Linked DNA regions of Homo sapiens: region 2 is linked to region 1. Evidence: read pairs that join two places in POLR2A ChIA-PET (ENCODE). Cell type or tissue: A673. All regions are shown on one strand. Each heading gives the region's core, and the rest is flanking DNA. Links, peaks and the distances in the headings are about the cores only.

What was found. Peaks named below come from ENCODE experiments on the same cell type or tissue, not always from the same donor. Only the 100,000 strongest peaks of a DNase experiment are listed, where the experiment ranks them.
Region 2: POLR2A ChIA-PET joins it to region 1 with 5 read pairs; 3 of 35 experiments call an interaction of 5 or more read pairs at or near these places.

Annotation. Positions count from the first base shown.
Region 1 is chr12:95,823,633-95,833,582 of GRCh38, forward strand. It overlaps SNRPF-DT (SNRPF divergent transcript), which reads right to left. Exons shown (of 3, transcript NR_135014.1): 2 at 9,385-9,452. Among named protein-coding and RNA genes, the nearest start is that of LINC02410, 26 kb to the left of the region's middle. In A673, for the core only: no CTCF peak of the experiment used is centred there; DNase peaks (open chromatin) are centred at 2,909, 4,539, 5,529 and 6,579; H3K4me3 peaks cover 3,779 bases; H3K27ac peaks cover 4,869 bases.
Region 2 is chr12:95,876,446-95,886,395 of GRCh38, forward strand. It overlaps CCDC38 (coiled-coil domain containing 38), which reads right to left. Exons shown (of 16, transcript NM_182496.3): 11 at 5,040-5,109; 12 at 3,199-3,350; 13 at 1,766-1,901. Among named protein-coding and RNA genes, the nearest start is that of SNRPF, 22 kb to the left of the region's middle. In A673, for the core only: no CTCF peak of the experiment used is centred there; no DNase peak of the experiment used is centred there.

The DNA.
Region 1 (9,950 bases), core at 1,314-9,313:
TTGAAAGTAGCTTATATTTTTACAAGATAAAGCATTTCTATATATGGTCTAGTAAAAGATTTAAAGTAGGCAATCCAGAAAGATTTGTTGAATCAAATTGCACTGCATGTCTTCCTTTCTAATTTGCTATGAGTTAGGAACCACAAGCAGCCTTTTCCTAACAGTGTTAAAAAAAAGTTTTGTGCTGGGCGCAGTGGTTCATGGCTATAATCCCAGCACTTTGGGAGGCCGAGATGGGTGGATCACTTGAACTCAGGAGTTTGAGACCAGCCTGGACAACATAGTGAGACTCATCTCTAAAAAAAATACAAAAATTAGCTGGCCGTGGTGGTGTATGTCTGTAGTCTCAGCTACTCACGAGGCTGAGGTGGGAGTATCGCTTGAGCCCAGGTGTTGGAGGTTGCAGTGAGCCGAGACTGTACCACTGCACTCCAGCCTGGGCAACAGAGACAAACTCTGTCTCAAAAAAAAAAAAGTAAAGTAAGATAAAAATAAAAAATAGTTTTCCTTTAACAATCCTACTACAGAATCACAGGAAATTTTAAAATATCAAATATATAGCATCTACCTTCCAATTACACATTCAGATGTTTTCACTCATTGCCATATGTGTTATCATCACATATTAACTGTTATCTTTTATCACTATAATAATTGTCTTTTATTACCAACTATATGCTGAGATGCCAAAAAATAAAACTTACCATGTAAGGTGGATTAAACCCCAACGATCAATTCACAGTGACAGTTTACCTTACGCTAACAACCCTTTATGTAAGATGAGAACAAGAGACAGTGAAGTGGTTTAATGGCTCAGTTTCTGCAGATCAGTGAGAACTGGAAGAGTCATGCTGGTTGACTCTCACCCTATTGGCTAAACAGTGGCTGGGCCAGGGCAGGTTTTCTGGTCCTAATATAAGGCCATGATCCACCTATGAAATGCTCCTGGCTTCAGTTTCCTTATTTGAAAATTAAGCATGAAGTATCATTTCATGAACACATAAATAATATAGACTGGTTTCTGAATATTTGGAAAATACAGACAAACATAAAAGTAAAAGTAATGTATAATCTTATCACCCACAGACAACTATTATTAATATTTTGACATATTTCTCTTTAGAAAGAGGAAAAGAGAAAGGCAGGAAAATACACATATATACAAATTAGGAATGGGCTATAACCAGATGTACAGATGAAATCAGCAAGTAGAATACTTATTATTACTTTAAAAAATAAATTACAACAAGATATGAATGATTTTGAGGGAAATATAAATTACCATAACTGGATCAAGAATAAACAGCAGGAAACCTGAATATATCTATAATTATGAAAAAAAAACCCTGAAATCGTTTGCAGAAATTTTCTTCCATGAGGTAGGTATCATTGCAATTCCCCTTTTACAGAATGGGGAAACTTGAAAGGCTACATATCAAGTCACTGGCAGAGGCAGGACTTATCAGTCATTTCATGATCATAATCACCATTCTCTCTAAGTAGATCTGGCCTCCAACAAGAATAAGCTCATACGACAATAGGGAAGTCATTTAACAATCAGTAACCCAGGACCTACTCTGTGCTAGGTGCTCTTCTGGGTACAAAAAATGCAATGGTGGGCTGGGTGTGGTGGCTTATCCTTGTAATCCCAGCACTTTGGGAGGCCGAGGCAGGCGGATCACGAAGTCAGGAGTTCGAGACCAGCCTCACCAACATGGTGAAACCTCGTCTCCATTAAAAATACAAAAATTAGCCAGGCATAATGGCACTTGCCTATAATGCCAGCTACTCAGGAGGCTGAGGCAGGAGAATCGCTTGAACCCGGGAGGCGGAGGTTGCAGTGAACCGAGATCACACCACTGCACCCCAGCCTGGGTGACAGAGTGAGACCCTGTCTCAAAAAAAAATTTTTTTTAAACATATAAAAACATATAAAATTGTTACATGCAATTTTTGCAGATTTGCAGACCTTCTAAAAGCTCATGCCACCTGACGGGCGCGGTGGCTCACGCCTGTAATCCCAGCACTTTGGGAGGCTGAGGCAGGTGGATCACAAGGTCAGGAATTCAAGGCCAGCCTGGCCAAGATGGTGAAACCCGTCTCTATTAAAAATACAAAAATTAACCAGGTGTAGTGGTGGGCATCTGTAATCCCAGCTACTCGGGAGGCTGAGGCAGAGAATTGCTTGAACCCGGGAGGTGGAGGTTGCAGTGAGCCGAGATCACACCACTGCACTCCAGCCTGGGCGACAGAGCGAGACTCTGTCTCAAAAAAAAAAGAAAAGAAAAGAAAAGAAAAGAAATGCAGTGGTGAATAAGGTATAGTTCCTGTGTTCAAGGAGCTTCTAGTTGAGTCAAGACAAGACAAATAATTCTACAAACTATACAGCAACATGTGAATGGTTACAACAGGTAGAAACAAGTGTTGTCAGAACTCAGAGGAAGAAGTTATGCCATGGGTGACAGAGAAGAGTTCGTATTGAAGGTAGGATTTGGGCCAGCTCTCGAAGGGCAGGTGGGGAAGGGAGAGAAAGGTATTCCATGCAGAGGAAGCAGCATGTGTGAAAGCCACATGCCATAGATAATCTATACGTTCGTTGACTTCTTCACTACTTCTCTCTTTAAAAACAGTGCAAAGGGACATTATGCTGCATTTGACCAAAGGCAGTCATTCTTGGCAGCATCCTTTCGTTCTTCCATCATGACAAAACTGCTGTTAGGTCACATTAAAATAGTAGCAATCTTTGGCAGAAACCTACTGTATGCTTCCTTAATGAGTTGTCAGAGGTTCTGTAGTGCCATTTGTCTTCTAAGCTAGTTTTTTATGAAGGCTGTCAGTAAAGGGTAAAGATGGGGATATGCAATATATTCACCAGTCAGCAGGGGGTTGAGAATCTGTTCATTCAGAATCAGCAGGGGACTGTGGGAAAATGTCTATTCTTTAAGCATGCCTCTGAAGGACTACAATTCAAAAGAGGGGGTGAGGTTTGTAAGAGGCTAAGAAAGTCTTCCTCTAATGTAAACTTCCAGGAGTCTCTGCAGGCCCTCTCCTTATAGACAGGGAATGAAATAAAGCCTAGCAGACTTTCTACCATCAGAATGATCTTAATTTTGACAACTCAACAAAACTTAATTCAGAGATCAACAGATGAATCTGATACTATCCAGAAGGTCATGTGTATGGGTAATTAAGTTGACAGTCACAGATATCAAAATAATTCCCACTCAGGCTGCAACTTATGAATTTCACTGTCTTACTGAGGCTATGAACTATATGTAGCATTAAGAATTGAGGTGTTTGTTTTGTTTTGTTGTTTGTTTCTTCCTGAAGTTCTTACAGTTTGGGTTAGAAGAGCTAAGGAGTAAAGTTTGGAAGCAGACAGATCCTGGCTCTGTGACTTATTCTTTGTGAAACCTTGAGCAAGTTACTTAGGAATTCTAGCTAATAATACCTGTTTTACGGAGTGGCTGTAAGGATTAAATGAGATAATGAATGTAAAGCATTGGCACAGAAGTGCTCAATAAATGGCAATCATCATGATGAATATTACTTTTCTGTATATCCAAGAGCAGTCTAGACTTTCTCCAGAACAGAATATGTACCTATAGGGAGATGAAAACTTTTATTAAATATAAATAATTATGGATAAATGAATAATAAGTAAAATATTTTATACCAGCATATTTTATCTTCTGTACTATCCATAATAATCTAGCCTGCTTTCTATAATCAGGTCATCAGGCAGAAAGCGGAACCAGTTTTTGTTCATCTTCTTAATCTATCACACTTCTACTTGCTCTACTCTACTTTGAAATCAAGGTATAAGTATTAGCATGCTTGCAAAACCTCATTTTACAGTGTATGGTTTTAAAATAATTATATTGCACCATCTCACATCCTCAACATATGTGGGAAACTGCTGAAAGCTTTACCTACAAAAAGACTTCATTGTTACTTAAACTGAAAAGCTAGCCTGCCCTTTATTTTGACTATTTATATAAACTATTTGTATAATTGAAAGCATAGTCACGAATCAAAGGATATTCTTTATTTTAATCTTCATTCTTTCTAGTTATTAATTTAAACTATAAGAAAATAATACCATCTTGGCCAGGCGCAGTGGCTCACGCCTGTAATCCCAGCACTTTGGGAGGCCAAGATGGGTGGATCACTTGAGGTCAGGAGTTCGAGACCAACCTGGTCAACATGGTGAAACCCCGTCTCTACTAAAAATACAAAAATTAGCCAGGCATGGTGGTGGGTGCCTGTTATCCAGCTACTAGAGAGGCTGAGGCACGAGAATCACTGGAACCCAGGAGGCGGAGGTTGCAGTGAGCCGAGATCACACCACTGCACTCCAGCCTGGGTGACAGAGTAAGACTCTGTCAAAAAGAGAAAGAGAGAAAGAGAGGAAGGAAGGAAGGAAGGAAGGAAGGAAGGACGGAAGGAAGGAAGGAAGGAAGGAAGGAAGGAAGGAAGGAAATAATACTATCTTAAAGTTGGAAAGATCCCTAAGATTATCTCTCAATCCCTGAATTTGACTAATGCAAAACTAAGGCCTGGATAGGTCAAGGGACTTATGCAAATATCAATGGAACCAAGTTTAATATTTTAAAATTTTTGTCTTCTCTATTGCAGCAGCCATACCTAATATATCCTTATAATTGCTAGAAATAAATAATGGAAGTAATTTTGCATGGAATAAACCTGACTTTTTCTATCTTAATTGGTTGTCACATCTAAGGACAAATATCAGCTATTTGGAACATGGTGAATGACGTTATGAATAACATTAAGTGCCTCATTTCTTAAGATAATAATGGATCACATTATTCTATAATGCATGAAAAAATGTTCTCTAGTGCCTTGAAAGCTAAAGTACTACTCAGGATTCTTCATTTTGGGCATTGGATAGAATTGGATGCGGAATCATATCTGGCTTTGGGAAATCTCATGTTACCTTGCATGCAATTAATATATCTCTCAAATATTTGCCTATATTGTCTTGTTCACTGTAACTACAGCATATACTGGTACAACAAGATGAAAGAAAATAATAATTCTTAACAGAAGATACTCTTTCTGTATGAGAGTAACACAGAATTGCTATTTTTCTGCAAGTCAGTTGATGTCACTCTATAAAACATGCAGTAATTACGATAAACACTAAAATAAACTTCTTAACCTTATACTTCAGCAATTTTTTAGCCATACACATTCAGTCATGCATGTAAAGCTGTCATTTCCAATCTAGACTATTTCTGATTAGTCTTAGCTCTTCTGCAGCAATGCCAATCAAAGTAATTATGTTATCACTGTTCTGGCAATTAAATGCTCTATTTGTTTACTACTGAAAGCACAATTGATCTGGTACATAGTTAAGTTACAAATAGTTCTGTGTCTGATATTAATGAATGCCCATAATGCATTTTTCCCAAGTTATTTCTTCAAAGTTAAAATGGCACAACTTACAATAGAAATTCTTCCCCTTGAAATCAATGGTTCTCAACTGTGGATGACTTCGCCTCCCAGGGGACATTTGGCAATGTCCAGAGACATTTTTGATTTTCAGGATGGGGTGGGGGTGGGAGAAGGTGGAGATGCTATTGGCGTCTAAGGAGTAGAGGCCAAGGATGCTGCTAAACACCCTACAGTGCACAGGACAGACCCTACCACCACTCCAACAAGAAGAATTATTCAGTCCAAAATGTCAATAGTTAAAAAGTTCTGGAGGCAGATGGTGGTGATGGTTGCACAATAATGTCACTAATTAATGTTACTGAACTGTATACTTAAAATGATTAAAATGGTAAGTTTATATTATGTATATTTTTACCACAATAAAAAAATCAATAGTGCTGAGATTGTGAGCTTTAAACCATTGAGAGTTCTTGTGTAATGAAAGTATTTCAGTACTGCTAGGGAAACCAAAATGTACTCTGTACCTGGTAAAATGCCATTCATAAAGCAAACAACTTTACTTTTTTCTTGTAAATCACATTTTGTTTTCCTTGACTGGCTTCCAAATTTCTTTCAGGCACTAGTCAATGATCCTAAACAATAGTTTCCTTCCCTGAATGCATACATAAATGAAAACAAAAACTATAATTAGGGTCTTTTTTCTTTGGCTGAAGCTAGTTTGACTTAGGTTTCTGTTATATACAACCAAAACTCTTGACAAGTAGAAGCAGCAGCAAAGAAATGTGGACAAACAAATTTTGTTTCACAGAAAATAAGAAAACTTAAAACTCACATGGGTTGCAACGGAAAGGAAAGAACAAAACAGTAAGAAGCAATGTGCTCCTAATAACACTGAAGAGGGCAGGAAAGACATTGTATTAGTCAGGGTTCTCTAAAAGGACAGAACTAATAGGATAGATGTATATTTAAAGGGGAGTTTATTAAGGAGTATGAACTCACACAATCACAAGGTGAGGTCCCACAATAGGCCGTCTGCAAGCTGAGGAGCAAGGAAGCCAGTCCGAGTCCCAAAGCTGAAGACAATGTTTGAGGGCAGGAAGCATCCAGCATGGGAGAAAGATGCAGGCTGGAGGACTAAGCTAGATCTAGTCTTTCCATGTTTCTCTGGCTGCACTGGCTGCTGATAGATGGAGCCCACCCAGATTGAGGGTGGGTCTGCCTTTCCCAGTCCAATAACTCAAAAGTTAATCTCCTTTGGCAACACCCTCACAGACACACCCAGGAACAATAGTTTGCATCCTTCAATCCAATCAAGTTGACACTCGATATTAACCATCACAGATGTATTTACTTTTTCTGGTTCTAGTCACAAAGAAAGATGCAAGTGCACACTCAACAATGCTCCACAAATAAGATCTATCTAGTGCTACCTCATCCTAGGCTTCTTCAGATCCACCATCTCCCTACTTTACAATAATCCTACTTGTGTCCACAGTTAGAGCCAGCAATAATTAGTCACTTCACTGAAGTAGTTTAACTTTCTGTTTTTGTCAGTAGCTTTTCATCCTCAGTTTAGTCAATGGTAATTAAAATACTTCCACTGGAACCACACATATGATTAATAACTCTTACTGAAGCTGAATTAGAGCACATCATCCAACCACCACCCTTCAAAAGTTTGGATATTAATACAAAAGAAAATGAAGCTCTAAAATTGGAATGCAATGATTAAAATCAACGGTTCCTTCTCACTTATAGCCACATCATAAAAATAAGTATTTTGCACAACTTTTACTAAAATTACCTTTTCTTAGTTCTGCAATGACAAATTGAAAAAAAAAGGAGGTTGTCAATCTGTCAAAACAAGAGTTTTTAGTCATCTGTGTAGAAAAATCCTTGTCACAACACTGTAAGAATTTTAATACACAAAAGAGATAGGGAGAAGAATATATAGTAAAATATTTTAATGACATCAGGTATAGAAAAATTTAAAGAAAACAAAAAGTAGAAACTATAAAAGAAAATTAAGGCATCAAAAACATTAAAATTAAAACTTTCTGTATGGCAGAGACCCTACTGCCTTAGTCTGGGACAGTGTTTCTCAGAAGCACACAGGTAGCACCTGAGGAGCTTTGAAAAGTACTGATCCTAGGTTACACCTCCCCAAATTCTGGTTTTAATTGGTTGAAGGTACAGCCAAGGTACCTAGAGTTTTAAAAGCTCCCCAAGTGAGTCCAATGTACAGCCAATGTTGAGAACCATTAGTCTAGGAAAAGAAAGTTATAATAATCTACAAGGTATTTTTATCCAGAATTATAAAGTCTTATAGGTCAATGAGAAAAATTCAAAGAACCCAATATAAAAATGAGCAATATTTGAATAGGCAATCAACTGAAGAGAAAACTCAGACCGATAAACAAACACAACAATACTCAATTTTCTAGTAGTCAGGAAAATAAAAAAATCCAAATTACAACAAGATACCAATTCACACTAAGCAGATTGGCAAAATTAAAACATTTGTAAGTACCAAGGACTGGTAAGGGTATCAAACAACAAGAACTCTCAAAGGTGCTGGTGGGAGTATAAACTGGTACAACCCTATGACAGTTAATTTTTTTTTTGAGATGGAGTCTCGCTCTGTCACCCAGGCTGGAGTGCAGTGGCATGATATCGGTTCACTGCAACCCCCGCCTCCCAGGTTCAAGTGATTCTCCTGCCTCAACCTCCCGAGAAGCTGGGATTATAGGTGCCCACCACTACACCTGGCTAATTTTTGGAATTTTGGTAGAGATGAGTTTTTGCCATGTCAGCAAGGCTGGTCTCAAACTCCTGACCTCAAGAGATCCACTCGCCTCAGCCTCCCAAAATGCTGGGATTACAGGCATGAGCCATTGTGCCAGCCATTATAGGTAATTTTATGTGTCGGCTTCGTTAGGCTGAGGTGCCCAGTTGTTTGGTCAAATATGAGTCTAAATGTTATTGCAAATGTATTTTTTTAGATGTGATTAACATTTAAATCAATAGATATTGAGTAAAGTCAATTACCCTCCATAATGTGGGTGGGCCTCTTCCAATCAGTTGAAGGGCTTAGGAGAAAAGACTCAATAAAGAATAATTTTGCCTCAAGACTCCAACATCAAAGCTCTGCCTGAGTTTCCCATTTGCTGGACCGCCCTGCAGGTTTCAAACTCAAGACTACAACAACAACTCTTACCTGAATCTCCAGCCTGCTGGCCCACCCCACCATGCCCACAATCATGTTAGCCAATTCTATAAAATAAATCTATATCTGATTTACATCTATATACATATCCATACCCATATCTCTATATCTCTATCCTCTTGATTCTGTTTCTCTGGAGAACCCCAATTAATATAAACTAACTTTAAAGAACAATTCAGCAATATCTAGAAAAGTTGAAGATGGGTATAGTCAATTTCAACTCCAGGTATATAGCCTGTAGTCCTCAAAGAGACAGGTGAGAAATGGGATGTAGATGTGGGACTTCTATATCTTTTTTAAAAGTTGAGGGTAAGGGGGCAAAGCAAATACGGCAAAATGTTACAGCGTTTTAAATCAGGGATGGAGTATGTTTTACATTGTCATACTATTTTTGGCATTTTTGTGCAGTTTGAAATACTCCATAATTTAAATGAAAGCAATCAAGCAACTTGTGTTAAACATGGTGGTGATGGAAGTGGCCCCAACCAGTAAGCCAAACCCTAAATAAGGTCGAAGTGACGGAGAGCAGACCCAGCAGAGGGCAGGGATGGGATAGGAATGGATTTCAGGGGAAAGCGAGTAGCACTCAAGAGAGCCCCAAGACTTCTCAAAGTCTCTTCATAAACAAAAATTTCCTTTGACTTCTAAGATAGTTAGCTCATCATTAACTGCCCAGGGAAAGAATAGAAATCTGGCAGATGACATGATACCCTGAGGACATCACCGATAACACTAACCTTCATGACTCGGTTAAGGCAATGGCTTCCAGGTTTCTCCACTGTCAAGTTACTGTCTTCCTCTTTTCCTGGGGAAAAAGATCATATTTAAAAATAATTTATTGAAAATAATTAAATAAATGAACTTGCTATCCAATCAGAAGAACACTTGGATGAGTATTGCCTTACAGTGGGTTTTATCAGAAGTTGAAAGAAGATGGCACCCAGCAAGAAAAACTATACAAGGAATGGAGTGGGATGAAGGTAGAAAAAAAATAAGCAAACGATGTTGCCCATTTTCCTTCTGTTCATTGCTTTTCTACTCCCCCTTCCTTTCTTGGTCTTGAAAGTCTTTTTTTCTTCCTTTTGTTAACTGGCTCCTGCTAGGTCCAAGTATAAAGGAACCATGTCTCTATTTGTTAATCATTGTATTCCCAGAGCTTATAGTAGCCAGTGATAAATGGGTACTTACTGAAGAATGGAAAAGAAAGAGGAGAGAAGCGATAGAAATAGAAAGAAGAAACAGTAAGATAAAAGATGGGAGAAAGGAAGGAGCTTACTGATCATACCAGGTTATTAATATATTC
Region 2 (9,950 bases), core at 1,191-9,190, 53 kb after region 1:
ATGATGAAAAAGTTGTGGAAATAGTGGTGATGGTTCCACAACATTGAGAATGTACTTAATGCCATTGAATGACACGCTTAAAATAGCTAACAGGTAAATTTGGTTATGTATATTGTACCACAGTTTTAAAAAAAATGGTTAGAAAAAAACAGCACTGAATTGAAAGGTGGCTATCATCACACCTCTTGGCCCCGGCAATGCACAACCCCATCCCCTACTAACTCAGGGCACTATAACTCCCTAGGAAATGTGTGTGTGTCTGGAGGAGCCATAACCAGCTTGTGCTTTTTGTAACCCTGTTCACCTGTGGGTAGGGGAGGACAGTCTTCTTCTGATGCAGTTCTCCCAGTTCTACTTCTGTTTGAAAATCAAGTTCATATCCATAAATGTGATGTTGTGGCAGGCCAGGTCTCACTAACGCAAGCCTCCTTAACAACTGTTTTCAGTACTGACTGAGTGGTTAAGTTAAATATTAAAAGCCAGTGCCCTTATACAAAGGCTGGAATGTAACAAAAGCCCACCAAGAGTTTTGCCTAGACCTTTCCAGGGTCTTAAAGAATGACAAAATAATGAAGGAATTCTCAACAGGACTCAGTTAAGATTAAACAAGTTTTATTGGGGATGAAGAAACTCTCCAGGCCTCCACAGACAAGTTTATTGGGGATCTGAAGGAACTACCCAAACCTCCCTGATTTAGCAGGAGACAAGATAAGGGTAATCACCCCAACATCTGGACCCATTTAGATTAAGTAAATTTACTGAGGCTCCAGAGGAAGGTCTTCAGGACTCAGACCTTCGTTATAGATCAAAAGAAGTTAATCACTCATGTCTTTAGATGAGTGCACACTTACACACAGACATATAGCTTAGAAGGTATATAAGCTCTGGAAAACTTTGTAGTTTTGAGTTGGTCTGGCAATAATTTCCAGGCCTTCTCCCTATAACCAGTTACAGAAATAAAAACTGTCTTCCTCCCCAGTTCATCTGCATCTCGTTATTGGGCCACGAGAAATAGCAGCCCAACCCTCAGTTTGGTCCCGAAACAATGTTAGCCTTATATATTAGCTTTGAATTTTTATTTCATTTGAGGTTTTTATAAGGTAATCAATGTTAGATGGAGCTGGTTGTGGGTCTAAAAGCTAACCTCATCATTCATTCAACAAACATTTATTGAGCACCAACTTTAAAGGGACCCTCAACTGAATGAAGAATAATAAGTCAATCCCTGCACTCAAGGGGGTTTGCATCTAGCTGAGAGATGAACTTGTCAATAAATAAGTGTACTAGCACATATCACAGCTGTTTTGATAATGAGTCTATGCAGGCCTGAAGAGGCAAAAATCTAGTACAGGCTCAGTGTTGGGAAAATTTTCTAGTCAGTGCTGAGTCACTGTTAATTGTGTTGATTCATGGCTTCCTCTGTTAATTACTCCTGGAATTACCACCAAAATGATAACACACAGTGAACTACTACATATGTCTAGGCTCTGAAGAAATGTATTTCGAGGGGAAACTATGGTCAATATCATGCATTGCAAAAGAGCAACGTTTTAAGAGAACCCCAATGCCAATTTGAATGCTTTCTGCCTATGTAAATTGGCTATTACATAATGGCAAGATAAATTCCAAGCTGGCTTTCCACTTCTGTCATCAATCTAGGACTTGTGATTTGCTTTAACTCTCCTATTCACATACTTAGGACACAGGGAATAAAAATTATAATCATGAGCCAAAATGAAATCACCATAGGCAAAGAGTGATTTACCTGAGCATCTGAATTAAATTCTCCAAAGCTAAAGAGCTTGGACTTTAATTGCAATTCTGCTGCTTTCTCTTCTTCTCTCACACAGTTAGCTTTAAGCATTTTTTCTTGCTCCAAAAGAAACTCTATGTTGCTATTTCTATTACAAAAGAAGAAAGAGACCCTCATCTGAAATTTGTGGTTAGTGAAATAACCATCAGTCAGGAGCTTTAACACTCTAGATCATGTGTCAAAATCCATGTAGTGAGCCAAATACAAGTCTGTATTTGAAGACATTGCCAAAGTACATGCAACTTTTCAAGTTAAAATGAGAAAAATACATGCACAAATGCTGTTTTTAACTTCCATCAGAAGGCATTTTCTTCCCCTCCCCTACTTTTGTGGTTCCATTCGAATTCCCCCAAATAGCAGCAGAGCTGAGGCATCAGGAACCCAGTGTTCTCAAACGTGGCTGATAATCAGAATATGTGGGGAGCCGAGAGGGAAAATATAGACTCCTAATTCCCTCACCTAAAGATTCTGATAAGATCCTCTAGAGATAGATTCTATATATCCCCCTTTCCTGCCTACCTGCACCCACCCTGTCCCAGAAAATCTTATTGTGGAGGTGGGTGGAGGGCCATTAGACACTGTGAAGATTGGAAAAGATACAAGGATTAAAAAGTCTCAGAAATGGTAATGGGTAGCTGTGAGATAATGATTTTTATTTAGATTCTTCTGAACAAATTAATTTGTTTTGAAGTTAAATGTAGTTTGACCTATTGTTTAAAAAGATTGCCATCTTCTGGCCCAGAAAACTGTTCTGAGAAAAGGTTCTACACATTTTTGCAATGAGTAGATACAAAGATTTATTCTCTGTAATTCAATTCTTTTTCAAGTTTGTAATACTATATATTTTTAGATGAGGAAGGAATTTTGTGAGGGATCAAATCCAGCTGCTTTCCCCTGACAGAAATCCTTTCTATATTCGCCCTGAGATATTGACAGGAACTTTATAAAATGATATAATATTTAATCACAAAAATTATTTTTCTGAGAGTCACAGCCAATGAAAATACATTTGTTAGCATTATCATCCACAGCATGATTTGGTAAAGTAAATGACAGCTAGCCAAGTGATAGGGCGAAAACTATACCGGACAAAAGTTAAGGCAGTAGGTACCATTTTAATTCTTTTTAGTCATTTTTCAAAGTATCTTTTATTATTACTAGTAGGAAAATACGTTGACAAGTGAAAGGAAGTAGGGACAAAATTAAAGCCAGTCTATTCTGTGTAAATACGACGTCTACGTTTTGCACTCCACAATGTAAACTATTAAAAACCCCAGCCTACATTCACAGAGACCACGAGGAAGAGCCACATGTGAGTGAGTTGGACCCAGGCTCTGGTTAGAAATTGCTTAATGGAATAAATCTACTTGTTTATAATGACTTACGTTTTATCCTGTATAACTTTTTCTCTTTTGTTTACCTCTTCAAGATTTTCATCTACATCTTGGGAATATTGAAACAAAGTAAGATTCTGCTCTTCCAGCTCTCTGAGGACTTGAAGTAACTCCTCTGGTTCCTTGAAATAAAGTGCTGGCTCCTAATTAATCAATAATGAAGAATATAATTTACTTAAAAATATGCTACCTATGCACATGTGACTTATCTAGAAAATACAGTGGGGTAAAGGAAGACAGTTCTAAGGATGAGGGAGACACAGGTAGGAACTTGTATGGGAAACTCGCCTATTTCCAAGTGAGAGCTGGCTTTCAGAAAGAGCACATTTGCAGTGTTGTGGGGAGATGAGGGTATTAAAAAAGGGATGGGGAAGAAAAAAGGAAGAAGAGGGTGAGGAAAAGGAGACAGAGCAGAAGAGGAGGCAAGTGCGGGAAAAAGGGAAAGGGAGAAGGAATAGAAGAAAGATGACAGGAGGCTGAGTGAAAGTCATTTTCTCCCCACATTTTAATTATTTTATATTTCCTACATTTTTAAGATAAAGTATGTGTTACCTTAAACATTTTTTTAAAAAATTACTTGGGCATTTGCACACCCATGTTCCTCATTATTCACGATAGCCAAGACATGGAAGCAAGAATGTCCATCAATGGATAAATGGATTAAGTCAATGTAGTATACACATACTATGGAATATTATTCAGCTTCAAAAGGAAAGAAATTGACCGGGTGCGGTGGCTCACACCTGTAATCCCAGCACTTTGGGAGGCCGAGGTGGGTGGATCATGAGGTCAGGAGTTCAAGACCAGCCTGAGCAAGAGGGTGAAACCCCGACTCTACTAGAAATACAAAAATTAGCCAGTCATGGTGGTCGGTGCCTGTAATCCCAGCTACTTGGGAGGCTGAGGCAGAGAATTGCTTGAACTCAGGAGGCGGAGGTTTCAGTGAGCTGAGATCGTGCCACTGCACTTCAGCCTGGGCAACAAGAGTGAAACTCCATTTCAAAAAAAAAAAAAGGAAACAAATCCTGTCATATGCTATAACATAGATGAACCTTGGATACAGTATGCTAAGTGAAATAAGCCAGGCACAAAAAGACAAATACTGAGTGATTCCACTTACATGAGGTATCTAAAATAGTAAAACTTTTAGAAACAGAATGTAGAATGGCAGTTGCCAGGGGCTATGGGAGGGAGAAAAGAGGAGTTGTTTAATGAGTATAGAGTTTCTATTTTGCAAAATCAGAAAGTTCTAGAGATCTATTGCTTACAGTTGACACTACTGTAATGCACACTTAAAATGGCTAAAATGGTAAATTTTTTACATGTTTATTTGTCACAATTTTTTAAAAAGATGACTTGGATAAGGTGTGTAATATACAACAATGAATGGTATTTGTTATCCCTTTTGAGTTTCTGTGGTTGCATTTCGGGTGGGGTTAGCTCAAAGTCAATCTTGCAGCAATAAAGGGTTGTTTTGTTGAAGGCCTATTTATTTTATGGTTCAGCTACCCAACACATCTCAAGTCCCAATAAAATGCAATCAGCAAGTGGCTATTTTTACAAGAAGATTGTAGATTTTATATATATTTTTATATATATATAAAATATATATATCCTAAATCATTACCTTCTTCTAGATACTTATTTGTTATAAAATGTCTTATGACAAAGATAGATTATATATCCAATTGGAGAATAGTATCAAAATTATATTTCTTTCTGGAAGGTTTGTGCAATATTTTGAATAAAATATTTTAATTTCAAAAGAATAAATGATCATCAGTATTTTTCACCAAACCCAATATTTAAACTAGCAAATATAATCTGGTTACCAAATCAACGTCCATTTCATCATCTAAAAGGAATTCCAAACTGTCTTCTGAACCGAAACTTTCAGCCAGGCTGTAAAAGAAAAAAGAAAAAGAAAATGTCTGATTTGTGAGCCATTTTCTGTCAACAGGTTTGCATTCCTCTCTAAATTGTCGTTGGAACCCAACTGTAACATAATTATTTTCAATAGCAGGTTTAGCCTTTTAGGGAACTGCTGATTGCAGAAATCAATGGATTCCATGAATATACAAAAGAAAATTGGATTCTGTCCCAGACACAGCTGACATACACAAACAATGAGACCACATGGGAGGGCCATACCATATGGTACCAATTATTTGAGGTGCATCTATAAAGTAAGGTAACTTTATTTTTAAAGAAACACATGACAGCCTATGTTGCCTCATCCTTTTGTCCTTTTAATGCATTCTTCTTGAGAATCTGAATGTGCTCTACTTCTCAAAATGAAAGCTGTATCACAGCCTTCTGACTGTCCCCAAGTAAGGCAATGCTTCTCTCTTTAAGAGCAGATTTTACTTCTCAAAATATCTTCCAATCAGGCTGACAAAATGTTGGTTGGGGTGATGGACAGTGAGATACCTCCTTAAAGCATAATCATGTGGCTTGGAAAGTGGCTCTGGAAAAATCCTGTAAGAAAGATCAGTGGAAACTGATTGCAATATTAAAGAAGCAGGGATAGGGAGAGAGTAAGTTGGCTGTTGTTGTGATCTAGGTCATTAACACTTTCAGATAGAGGGCAGTGATGATGGCAACGATGAGTAAGTGTGTGGGGAGGGAGGAGAATTTAGAGATATATGGAAGAATGAAATCATGGGAACCAAAAATAGAAAGGGCTCTTGGGGCCATGAGAGAAGAGACAAAGATGACTCCAACATTTGTGGTCTGGAGCCTGGAAAAATGGAGGTAGCACTCACAGGAAGGAAAACAGCTTACAGATGGGATAAGGAAAAGATTAATATTTGCTTTATTCATGTTGAGTTTGAGGGGACAAAATACACACCTGGAGCTGCCTATTGAGCAGCTGGAGAGAAAGTGTGGGAAAACAGAAAGGACCAGGGACATAGATGAATTTTAGGGAAACATACCCTGAGAAAGCATTTGACATTACAGTCCACCCTTCTCTGCTCTTGGGTTGAGCAACATCACTTTCTAATCACTCTCTTCCCACCTCTCTGATACTCTTGTGGTCTTTTGGGGCTCCTCCTCAGTCTTCTTCCCTTCTCCTTCTACCCATTCTTTTGGGGAGACCTCATCCATCTCATGGATTCAACCACTGCTAATACACTAATGACTCTCACATCTCTATCTCTTTCTTGAGCTTTAGATTTCAATGTCCAACCTTCAACTGGACATCATTACCCACATGGCTGTCCCACAGGGAGCTAAAATGAACATCCAAAATCACACTCCTTCTCTTCTCCTCAGGCAGGCCTGCTCCTCTTACTGGGTTCCCAATATTATTGGATGGCAAGACCATGCACCCAGTTGCCATGCTAGAAATCTGGGCGTTATCTGTAACCACTCTCTTTTCCCGACACTTCCCTCAATCTTTACATAAGCCGTTCAAAGTCCTGTCAGTGCCACTTCCCTATGTCTCTCACAGCCTTTCTTTCTTTGTTTCCGATGCCATTATCTGGTTTAGGCAGTCCAATCTCTCTCACCTGAATTGTGACAATAGACTCCTAACTGGCCACTGTACCTCTAGTTTTGTCCTCCACCATTTCATTCTCTAAAATACTGCCACATCCATCTTTCTAAAGTGCAAATAGGATTGGGTCTCTGTCACACTCTTGTTTAAAACATACAGTGTCTCCCCAGGGCCCTTGGGACAAAGCACAGGCTGCTTAGGTAGATAGCATCACCACTTCCCTGCTCATGGTGCAGTGCCCATGTACTCCTTGAGCCTCTCCCCCTTTTACCCAGAATGATAAACCTGCCATTCTGAACAGAGCCAAGCTCTGTCATCTCTGTACCAGAAAGCACTCCCTCTTCCAGAGCTTGTCCTCACTAACTCTTCCTCCTCTTATAGACTCAGCTTAGAGGCATCCTGTTCTGAAGCACATTCACTGATCCTGCCCTTGCCCTCCCATGCCCTCACCTCTCCTCTGGGTTGAGTCCTACCTTTGCATGCCTGTGGCACTCTGGGCTTATCCTTCTAATAACATTATCACATTGTATTGCAATCAACTTGGCTGTCTTCCTCCCTAAATGGTAAGGCCCTTGAGGGCAGAGATTATCTTTTGTTTATTGTTGGGGCACTCAATAAGTATTTGTTGAATGAATGGATGAGACTAGGAGAGTGGTGAGCTTTCTGAGGGAGCGAATGTGGTGTCTGCATGTTACTGTGAGCATCTAGATGCAGAAAAGGCATTTGGCAGGATTCAACACTCATTTTGATAAAAACTCTCAGGAAAACTGGAACAGAGAAGAACTTTCTTAACTTGATAGAGTATGCACATCTACAAAAATCCTCCAGCTAACGTTATATTTAATGGTGAAAAACTGAATCCTTTCAAGACTGGGAACAAGACAAAGATATCTGCTCCCTCTACTCTTATTCAACATCAAAAGTTCTACCCATTGCAATAAAGCAAGAAAAAGAGATAAAAGGCATAAAGATCAGAAAGGAAGAAATAAAGCTGTCGCTATGTGCAAATGACATAATGGTCTACTTAGAAAGTCCACAGGAATCTTTAAAAACAAAACAAAATTCTTGAACTAATAAGTGAGTTCAGTACGGTCAGGGTATACAATCAATTGTATTTCTCTATATTAGCAATGACTGCATGGACACCAAAATACAAAGTACAATACCATTTACAATTGTTCAAAAAGAAAAGACAAAAATATTTTGCTATAAATCTAACAAAACATGTATAGGATTTGTAAGCTGAAAACTACAGAAGGCTGAAGAAATCAAAGAAGATCTAAACAAATGGAGAGTCAGACTGTGTTTATGGATTGGAAAATGTAACATAGTAAAGAAATCAATTATCCCCAAATTGATATACAGGTTTGTGTTAGTTTCCTAGGGTTGATGTAACAAACAACAGCTTAAAGCAACAGTAACTTATTCTCTCACAGTTCTGGAGGCTAGAAGTCAGAAATCAAGGTGTCAACAGGCCATGTTCTCTCTGAGAGCTCCAGGGAAGAATCTATTAATACCTTTCTCTTAGCTGCTCCTATTGCCAGCAGTCCTTGGCTTGCAGCCACATCACTTCAATCTCTGTCTCTGTCATCACATGGCATTCTCCCTGTGTCTCAGTGTCTCTTCTTTTGTAAGGACACCAGTCATACTGAATTAAGGGTCTACCCTAATGACTTCATCTTACTTTGATTAAGTCTGCAAAGGTGTAATAAAAATATATATATTTTTTCCAGATAAGGTCATGTACATAGTACCATGGGTTAGGACTTCTACATATCTTTGTGGGGGACATAATTCAACCCATAAAAAGGCTTAACACAATTCCCATCATAATTCCAGAAAGTTTTTTTGTAGATATAGATAAGGTTATTTTAAAATTTATATAAAAAGAAAAAGGAGCTAGAATAGCCAACACAGTTTTGAAAAACAGGAATTACATAAGAAGTCTCCCTGACCTCGAGACTAATAGCTACAGGCCATTTCCTGTTCCCTGTGTTGTGTGTTGGAATCTGGAGCAATGAAGACCTCTGTGCCCTTAGGCGGGTCCTTCCTGTTTTCTCTATTGTTTTGGAATTCTTCTGGACTCGACCCAGTCCTAAGACACAGATCTTCAGTGGATAAAGAAGACACTGTTTGGACTGCAGCAATGACTGAGTTGACTGCTGATGGCTTAGGTCACTGTCTGACTTGCAATAGTTTCAATGTGTTCTGATGATTGGTTGTTAGAATGAAAATAAGGCCCTTTGATAACAACTCAGAAATTAAAACTGGTGACATACACCTGGGAGATAACTGTCCTGTAACAAGACTGTTGCCATTTAACTATGAGTTTTCTTATCCTGTCACTTCTTGTGGGATCAAGAAAATTATGTTCCAAAGAAATGATGTTGCTATATTATCAGAGATCAGTTACAGACCAGTGCTGCATACTACCTATAAATTTCCAGTGGTTTGCTTTGTAAAGAGGCTTAAGTTCCCATCTGTGATGCATTTTGGAATGAGTGGATTTGATGTCAACACCTTGAAAGATATCACTCAAAACATAGAAGAACAAGAGTCATCAGCTCCCACACAAAGTAAAACATGTGAACCTAATTTTAGCAGTGTTAATTAGGAGCAACTATCCACGAGTCACTGCATCAATAATGCCTATGTTATAACATCCTATCCTCCCTAAGGCACGGGAGCAAGTAGTACATACTTGTCTGAGAACCAGTTCCATTAATACTATGGTTGTATCTGTCCAAAGATAAGTAGCAGTATGTTACCAGTTTCACTACCTTTGGAGTTTTGGATAACATATCTATACTGTGATATTTACACCTTTTAATGAGTTAATTTTAAGTGTAATTGCTATTCTAACTTTGTGAAATCAAGGCCATACATAATAAAGCTTGCCTATACTAAAAACAAACAAACAAACAAAAAACTAATAGCTACAGTAGTCAAGATCATGTGGCAGGACAGCCACAAAGATCAATGGAACAGAATAGAGAATCCAGAAATAGCCCCCAACAAATATGCCTAAGTGATTTTTGACAAAGGTGCAAAAGCAATTCAATGAAAGAAGCCATTTCAACAAATGGTGCAGGAGCAATTGACATACACAGGCAAAAAAGCACCATCACCACAATCTAAACCTCACCCCTTATACAAAAATTAACTCAAAATGGAAAATGGATCACAAACTTACATGTAAAACTATAAAACACCTAAGAAAAAATATGGAAAAAAATCTTTGAGT